Regions from separate parts of the Homo sapiens genome. Here all the other regions are linked to region 3. The links are chromatin loops, found by intact Hi-C in ENCODE. Cell type or tissue: CD4-positive, alpha-beta T cell. All regions are shown on one strand. Region 1 has its middle 18 kb from the start of COX7A1. Region 2 holds the start of ALKBH6 (alkB homolog 6). Region 3 overlaps LOC105372383 (a long non-coding RNA gene).

What was found. Hi-C counts contacts between places; a loop is a spot of excess contacts. Peaks named below come from ENCODE experiments on the same cell type or tissue, not always from the same donor. Only the 100,000 strongest peaks of a DNase experiment are listed, where the experiment ranks them.
Region 1: it touches region 3 in a loop (5-fold over the local background); 24 of 110 quality-filtered maps call a loop at or near these places.
Region 2: a loop joins it to region 3, with 2.0 times the contacts of the local background. A loop is called at or near these places in 3 of 110 quality-filtered maps.

Annotation. Positions count from the first base shown.
Region 1 is chr19:36,169,648-36,172,147 of GRCh38, forward strand. No RefSeq gene overlaps it. Among named protein-coding and RNA genes, the nearest start is that of COX7A1, 18 kb to the left of the region's middle. In CD4-positive, alpha-beta T cell, a CTCF peak has its summit at 1,273 (motif pointing left); a DNase peak (open chromatin) is centred at 1,234.
Region 2 is chr19:36,013,408-36,015,907 of GRCh38, forward strand. ALKBH6 (alkB homolog 6) reads right to left here and starts at 806. Exons shown (of 7, transcript NM_032878.5): 1 at 768-806; 2 at 1-15. It overlaps CLIP3 (CAP-Gly domain containing linker protein 3), which reads right to left. Exons shown (of 14, transcript NM_015526.3): 14 at 1,253-2,500. It overlaps LOC101927572 (a long non-coding RNA gene), which reads left to right and starts at 1,095. Exons shown (of 4, transcript NR_170988.1): 1 at 1,095-1,179. RefSeq lists an enhancer at 1,196-1,295. In CD4-positive, alpha-beta T cell, no CTCF peak of the experiment used is centred here; a DNase peak (open chromatin) is centred at 984; H3K4me3 peaks cover 1,696 bases; H3K27ac peaks cover 1,030 bases.
Region 3 is chr19:35,958,305-35,960,804 of GRCh38, forward strand. It overlaps LOC105372383 (a long non-coding RNA gene), which reads left to right. Exons shown (of 5, transcript NR_136525.1): 4 at 695-2,290. Among named protein-coding and RNA genes, the nearest start is that of LRFN3, 23 kb to the left of the region's middle. RefSeq lists silencers at 756-805, 816-865 and an enhancer at 1,026-1,075. In CD4-positive, alpha-beta T cell, CTCF peaks have their summits at 957 and 1,158; DNase peaks (open chromatin) are centred at 957 and 1,795; H3K4me3 peaks cover 1,746 bases; H3K27ac peaks cover 607 bases.

The DNA.
Region 1 (2,500 bases), 210 kb after region 3:
GCTGCCATAGCACAGGTCTCATTTAGGAATGGTTTTGTCAACTTGCGGGACAAATGAGCTCAAACTCAGTATAAATGGCCAGCTGGGGGATGCCATCTCTGCTGCTCTGTATCGGTTTACATGAGGACTTAGCTGCTAGAACAAAAAAGCACCAACATATGTGGTTTAAAGAACACAGAATTGCCAGGCATGGTGGCTCACGCCTGTAATCCCAGCACTTTGGGAAGCTAAGGCGGATGGATCACTTGAGGTCAGGAGTTCAAAATCAGCCTGGCCAACATGGTGAAATCTCGTCTCTACTAAAAATACAAAAATATTAGCCGGGCATGGTGGCGGGTGCCTATAACCCTAGCTACTCAGGAGGCTGAGGCAGGAGAATTGCTTGAACCTGGGAGGTGGTGGTTGCAGTGAGGTGAGATCGAGCCACTGCACTCCAGCCTGGGCAAGACTCCGTCTCAAAATAAATAAATAAATAAATAAATAAAAACAGAATTTACATACCAACGGATCTCAATATAGGGGTCTTATTTGGATCTTGATATAAACAAATATTTTAAAATTTATGACTTTTTTTTTTTTTTTTTTTTTTAGACAAGGTCTCACTCCAGCCTGGGTGAGGTGACAGAGTGAAACTATGTCTCAAAAAAAAAAAAAAAAAAGAGTCCTTATATCTTAGAAACACATAAACACATACTCATTTTTTTTTTTTGGTGGCATGGTGTGATGTATAGTGTATTAGCTATCTATTGCTAAGTAACAAATTTTACCCCCAAATGTAGCAGTTCAGTTGACTTTCTCTTGAGAGGGAGTCTCATTCTGTCGCCCAGGCTGGAGTGCAGTGGCACGATCTTGGCTCACTGCAACCTCCGCCTCCCGGATTCAAGCGATTCTCCTGCTTCAGACTCCCGACTAGCTGGGATTACAGGCGCCCGCCACCACGCCCTGCTAATTTTTGTATTTTTAGTAGAGATGGGATTTCGCCATGTTGGCCAGGCTGGTCTCGAACTCCTAAATTCAGGTGATCCGCCAGCCTCACCTTCTCAAAGTGCTGTGATTACAGGCATGAGCCACGGTGCCCGGCCACGCAGTTCAGAACAATACTTATTTATTATCTCAGTTTCTGCGAGTGTAGAATGTGTGGATGGTTCAGCCCTGCCACAATCACACAGCGGGTGGGAAGACCACAGGAGTTGCGGGTTGTAGGTGGGAAGGGGACCTGCCCTCGGGCGGACTTTGGTGCCGCTCTGCTGCCATCTTGTGGCGGGCACAGAAACAACTGCCCTTTCCACCTGGTCCTTCCCATACTCTAACCATTCTTGGTATTTTAGAACTTGCTATTCAAAATTTTTAGTTTTTATTCTCCCAGTTGCTGAACAGATGATAAAGTCACATGGTTTAAAATTCATGAGGATAAACAGGGTCTTCCTCTCCCTGGGGACTCTAGGTTTCTTTCCAGGGGAACTATTCTATGTTATTTCTTTTTTTCTTTTCTTTTTTTCTTTTTCTTTTTCTTTTTTGAGATGGAGTCTCGCTCTGTTGCCCAGGCTGGAGTGCAGTGGTGCGAACTCGGCTCACTGCAACCTCCGCCTCCTGGGTTGAAGCGATTCTTCTGCCTCAGCCTCCTGAGCAGCTGGGATTACAGGCGTGCACCACCACACCCGGCTTTTTTTTTTTTTTTTTTTTTGTATTTTTAGTAGAGAAGGAAGTTTTACCATGTTAGTCAGGCTGGTCTCAAACTCCTGACCGCAGGTTATCCGCCCGCCTCGGCCTTCCAAAGTGCTGGGATTACAGGCATGAGCCACCGCGCCCAGCCACTTACTTGTTTCTTGTGTATCTTTCTGGGAAAAGTTCATGTATATACAAAAGCAAACAACACACACATACACGACCAACAACAACAAGAGCACCCCCCAAAACATGCCCAGCCTTTCCCAGTAATAAAAGGATAATTTGTTCCTGGCCAGGTGTGGTGGCTCACACCTGAAATCCCAACATTTTGGGAGGCTGAGACAAGAGGACCACTGAAGCCCAGGAATTGGAGACCAGCCTAGGAAACACAGTGAGATCCCTTCTCAACAAAAATAAAAATAAAAAAATTAGCTGGGCGTGGTGGCCCATGCCTGTGGTCCCAGCTACTGGGAAAGGCTGAGGTGAGGGAATCACTTGGGCCTGAGAGGCAGAGGTTGCAGTGAGCCAGGATTGCACCACTGCACTCCACCCTGGGTGACAGAATGTGACCCTGTCTCAAAAATAAAAAATAAGGCCGGGTGCGGTGGCTCACGCCTGTACTCCCAGCACTTTGGGAGGCCGAGGCAGGCGGATCACGAGGTCAAGAGATCGAGACCATCCTGGCTAATGCGGTGAAACCCTGTCTCTACTAAAAATACAAAAAATTAGCCAGGCATGGTGGCGGGTGCCTGTAGTCCCAGCTACTTGGGGGGCTGAGGCAGGAGAATGGCGTGAACCCGGGAGGCGGAGCTTGCAGTGAGCCGAGATTGCG
Region 2 (2,500 bases), 55 kb after region 3:
TCCTTGCACCCAATCCTGTAGGGAGGGGAGGACATACTGAAGTCACTAGGCCTCCCGCCCTAACACCATGATGCAGCATTCCACCCCATCACAGGCCAGGCCTCACCTCAGCCCTCTTCTGAAACGCACTTGGTCTCTAAAATCTGAGTCTTCAGCATCTTACAAGCCACACAGAGAGCCCCTACGTTCCATGCCCGGACACAATGAGCCCCAAGAATAATCCCCCATTACTCTGTCCACTAAGGGCCCATCCAACTACACATATGCCTTCTCAATCCTCCCACAGAGAACATTCTCTGGCCCCACACACAGGGAGCCTTTCTCAAAAGCTCTACACATAGCCCCCAGGGCTGCACTCCAGAGCCCCTTTAAACACCTTGAGACCCCGCTTCAGACCTGCAACTGTGAGCCCGGCTATCAACACTCAGCGACCCCCGCCCCCCACCGAATCCCATTCTGTGCACTCCTGTGACCCCAATCTGAGCCTCCTCAGACATGTCCACCCTCAGCCTCCTCGGATCCCCCCATTTGGACGCCCCTCGGATTTCCCCTCCTGAGCGCCCCTTCACTCCAGCACCCTGAGATCTTTAGCTCTGAGGCTGACTCCCAAATCTTCTTCCCTCCCTGAACCATTCAGATCCCCGACTCCGAGCCTTTTAGGACTCCAAGCTCTGAGCCTCCTCGGACTCCTACTCTGGGCTCCCCCGGATCCCCACTTTCAGCCCTATTGACATCCATCTCTACCCCCAGCACTCCCCAAAACTGACCGTCCACCAGCGTCCCCTCCAATTTCCAAATTCAACATCCCCATCCCCCTCCCAGCCATTTCCGCCCCACATTACAGACGCAGAGTCCGCAGGCCAATGGGAGCTCCCAGAGGCTTCAAGGGCCCGCCTTCCACCCAATCGGCGCTCTCACTCAGTATTCGCCCGCCCCCTTCATGCTCGCCTAAGGATAGGCCGCGCCTCCTGGCCTCTGAGCCATTGGCAGGAGGGCGTGGGCGGGGCATCGTCGTCTGGCACTGGCCACTCAGAACTTAGGAACTGAACCTGGCCATTGGCGGAGTGGACCCCGATGGGTGGGACGGGGGCGGCAGCCGTGACAGCCGCGGGAAGACATGAGAGGCTGCTAGAAGGACTTCCCGCGGCCAGCGCCATCACCTGCCCACGCCGCAGGGAGGTGAGACTGAAGGAAGCACTTCCTTTCCCGTCTTCTCCCAGCAAGGGAAACCCCCAATGACCCGACACAGAGAGGCCATAGAAACGTCTTTATTGAAGAGGACAGGAGTCATGCTGAGTTTGGGGACATGCAGTGAAGGGGCAGTCGTGAGCTGTCCTTGGTGGTCGGGGCCCCAGGTCCGCCCTGGACCCCCTGGGCCTTCAGGTTCTCCCTCGAGCTGTTGGTCTGGCCCAGGTGCTGTGGGGTCCTTTGAGGCCAGTGACTAGAACGTAGATTGAAATCGGGGTTCCAGGATTTGAGATCCCCTCAGGGCCTTGGGGCCTTCCATTTATTAGAGATGGAGGCTTTAGGATTTGGGGTTCCCTTAGGGCTGGGGCTCTTGGAATTTGGTGTCTTGAAACCCATGGACTCGGGGCATTGAAATTCTCCAGTTTCCAGGGATGGGAATTCCTGTGTGGGGTTTCCTGGTGCCTGTGAATAGGGCTTGAGGTGTCTGGGAGCCTGGAATGCATATCCTGACTGCAGTCTCCTCCATACCAGGCACAAGGACCTCATGATTGGGTTTCCTGGGGACTTGGGATTGGATTTTCAAATTTGGGATTCCCTGGGGATTTGGGATTCCATGATTTGGGGGTCCTAGGAGTTACGGCATTGGGGTCTTCTAGGGGCTGTAGGACTTGAGGGCACAGGGGAGTTTGGGACGTGTGTACTCTAGGGTTTGGGATCCCCAGAGTCCTAGAATGGGGCCTCCAAATTTTGGGGTCCCCCAAAGGGGGAAGTCGTTACTTAAAAAATAGAGAATTTTCTGGGAGTCTGGCCAGCACAGGAGCTGTGGGCCATGTGGGGTGGGCTTCATACAAGGCACTGGGGGTTTCTTGAGGGTGCAGAGGGTAGGAAGACTTGGGGGGTCCTGTAATTAGCACTTCCAGGACTGTTTTGGTGTCTGTAAATTAGGGGTGACAGTGGGCTGGTTATGGTGGGTTTCTTCTTGAGGGATAAGAACAAGGGTCTTTGTTAATGAAGGAAGTCTCTGATTGAGGGGTTGGAATCTAAGGGCTTCAGGGTGACCATGGGGTCACGACATCTTGAGAGGACTGATGTTAAATGGGGAACAATGACATGAATGTCTGTTACTCTTTTGCTTTGGGGGTGTGACCTATGTTTATTTCAAGAGGACTTAAGGGGCAGTGTTTGTTAATGGGGAGGTTTCTGATCCAGGGTTGGGTGATTCAAGAATGTTCTGTTGTAATGCATTATGTGGAGAGGGTCACCATCATTTGGGGTGATATGGAAATCTGTTAATCTGGGAATCTGCTCTGAG
Region 3 (2,500 bases):
TGGGGTAGGGAGGGGCTGGTTGTGCTGGCTCAGGTTGGGAGGCTGTCTGGCATGGCTCTGTGACAGGGGATTGGCCACAGTGGAACTTCTTGGGACAGGGCCCTGGCCAGCTGGACAAGGGGCTATTTGGGCAGACTGTGTGCCAGGAGATTGGCAAAACTGGTTCTGAGGAGGCTGGGCGGGCCTTTTGGGGACAGATGGTGCAAAAGAAGCAAGTTTAAGCTAATATTGATATAGCTGACTTCATGCCATGGCTTTGACATCAAGCTCCCCATCATTCTGTGAAGTGTGCACCGATACCCCCTTTACAGACACAGCAGCTTAAGCCCCAAGAAAGGAGGTGACTTGCCCAAGTTCACTTGGCTAGAAAGTGGCCGAGTCGGCTGGGCAAGGTGGCTCACGCCTGTAAGTAATCCCAGCACTTTGGGAGGCCAAGGTGGGAGGATCGCGTGAGCCTGGGAGACCAGCTTGGGCAACAGATTGAGTCTCCTCTCTAAAACAGAAAAAGAAAAGGAAGGAAGGGAGGGAGAGAGGGAGGGAGAGAAGGAGGGAGGGAGAGAGGGAGAGAAAGTGGCAGAGTCAGAATTAGAATCTGACGCATTTAGCTTCCAAATCCACCGGATTATTCTTGACTGCCTCCTCTGGGCTCCTGGTTCCCTCAAGCCCGACGGACGTCTGTGTTTTATGTTTCCAGGGCTGCCGCTTCATCACGGCTTTCTCGGAAAACGGGGGCGCTGAGAAGCCCAACTTCCAGCTATATATGTCGCCACCGCCCACAGGGCCCCCGACGGCGATGCTGGTGACAGCGCTCCCTGCGTGGGCGCCACTCTCCCCGTGCTCCCCGCGCCTGCAGCCAGGCACGACGGTGTGGGTGTGCCCGCCCGGGGCAGAGGAGCTGCAGGGCTCGCGGCAGGCGGCGCTGTGCAAGCAGCGACGTCGCGGCCCGAGGAAGTGGAGGCGGTGAACGCGCGTGGGCGCGCCTCCCGGGACACGGCGCTGGCTCTGCGGCGCTACCTGCTGGGCACTCCCTAATCGATGGTGACGCCGTCGCTGCCGCCCGGCGACCGGCACAAGGAGTTTGCGGTGGTGGCGGGCGCTGGGCCCACGCTCTTGAGGCGCCTCAAGCCCCCTAAGCCTGTTCTGCTGGACCGCGTAGGCCACCCTGCCCGCTGGCCCCATCCATTGAGCCTTGAAGGCTTCCAGAGGCGCTGCAGTTGCAGAGAGCAGGAGACCTATCCGGCACCCGCGTCGTGGCCGCCCATCCTGTCGCGCTGCTGGCTGGCCTCAGTTGTCTGCAAGCGAGAAGCAAGGCCTGTGGCCACGCGTTTGGACGACCGCCGCCCCAGGGTCGCTGGAGTGGTCTCCACACGGTGCCCCACTTTGCCCCAGAGCGTCCCGGGCGCCGAGACTGCGTGTTCCTGGAGGCTAGTGGCCCGGGTAGCCTGTGCTCCTGGTGCTGCGACGCCGACCGGGCGTGCGTGGGCTCTGCGCCCTGGCACGGTGCTGCGCTCTGTGGTGGACCAGTGCACTCTCTGGCTTTGCGCTCTTCGGCTGGCGTGCAGGTGTTTTTCCCCCCGAGGCCGCCGCGGCCCGCGGGGGTTGACACCTACGATCCCTCCTTCGCGCTTATGCCCTGGTGGGCGCGTTCAGCTGCAGCTTCGCAAGCATGGTGCAGCCAAACTTTTCCAACGTGGAATTTGCACCTGCCCCGGTGCTCCCGGACTGCCTGCTGGGCCCGAGCCGCGTCATGAGCAGCATTCTGACCAAAGGCTGGTCCCGGCTCAGGGCTTCGCCTGGACTGAGGTGGCCTAGGGGCGCAGGTGCAGGGCAGTGCAAGACCTGTAGAGAGGCGGGGCGCCCATGGGCATGTTTAGCTTCGGCATCGCCCAAGGCGCAGGCTTCGGGACCCAGGCCGTAGGGCAGCCGGCGGCAGATGAGCAGCCCTGAGGGCCCAAGGGTTTGGGGAGGTGAACCGGCAATGGGATTCGTGGATATTAGGATTGGAGAAAATCATAACACTACATTCCATTGCTTATATAACAAGAGAGGTAGTTTTTTTTGTTTTTGTTTTTGTTTTTGTTTGGTGGTTTTTTTTTGTTGTTGTTGTTTGTTTTGGTTTGGTTTTGCTTTGCACCCCACCCGACCCTCAATTTTTGTATTTTTACTAGAGACTGGGTATCAGCATGTTGGCCAGGCTGGTCTTGAGCTCCTGACCTTAGGTGATCCACCCGCCTCGGCTTCCCAAAGAGCTGGGATTACAGGCCTGAGCCACTGCGCCCGGCCCAGAGAGGTAGTTTTAAAATACAAGTCTGTCCCTCCTCCACTCAAAATCTCCTTGGCAATTATCCCATCTCCCAGCAAAAGCAGTCCTTACAGTGGTTTAAGAGTTCCTACATGATGTGTTCCCAGCACACTGCTCATCTCATCTCTCTCCCTTGCCTCACTGTACTCCAGCCACACTGGTTGCCTTACTTTCTTCTTCCTACCCCAGGGCCTTTGC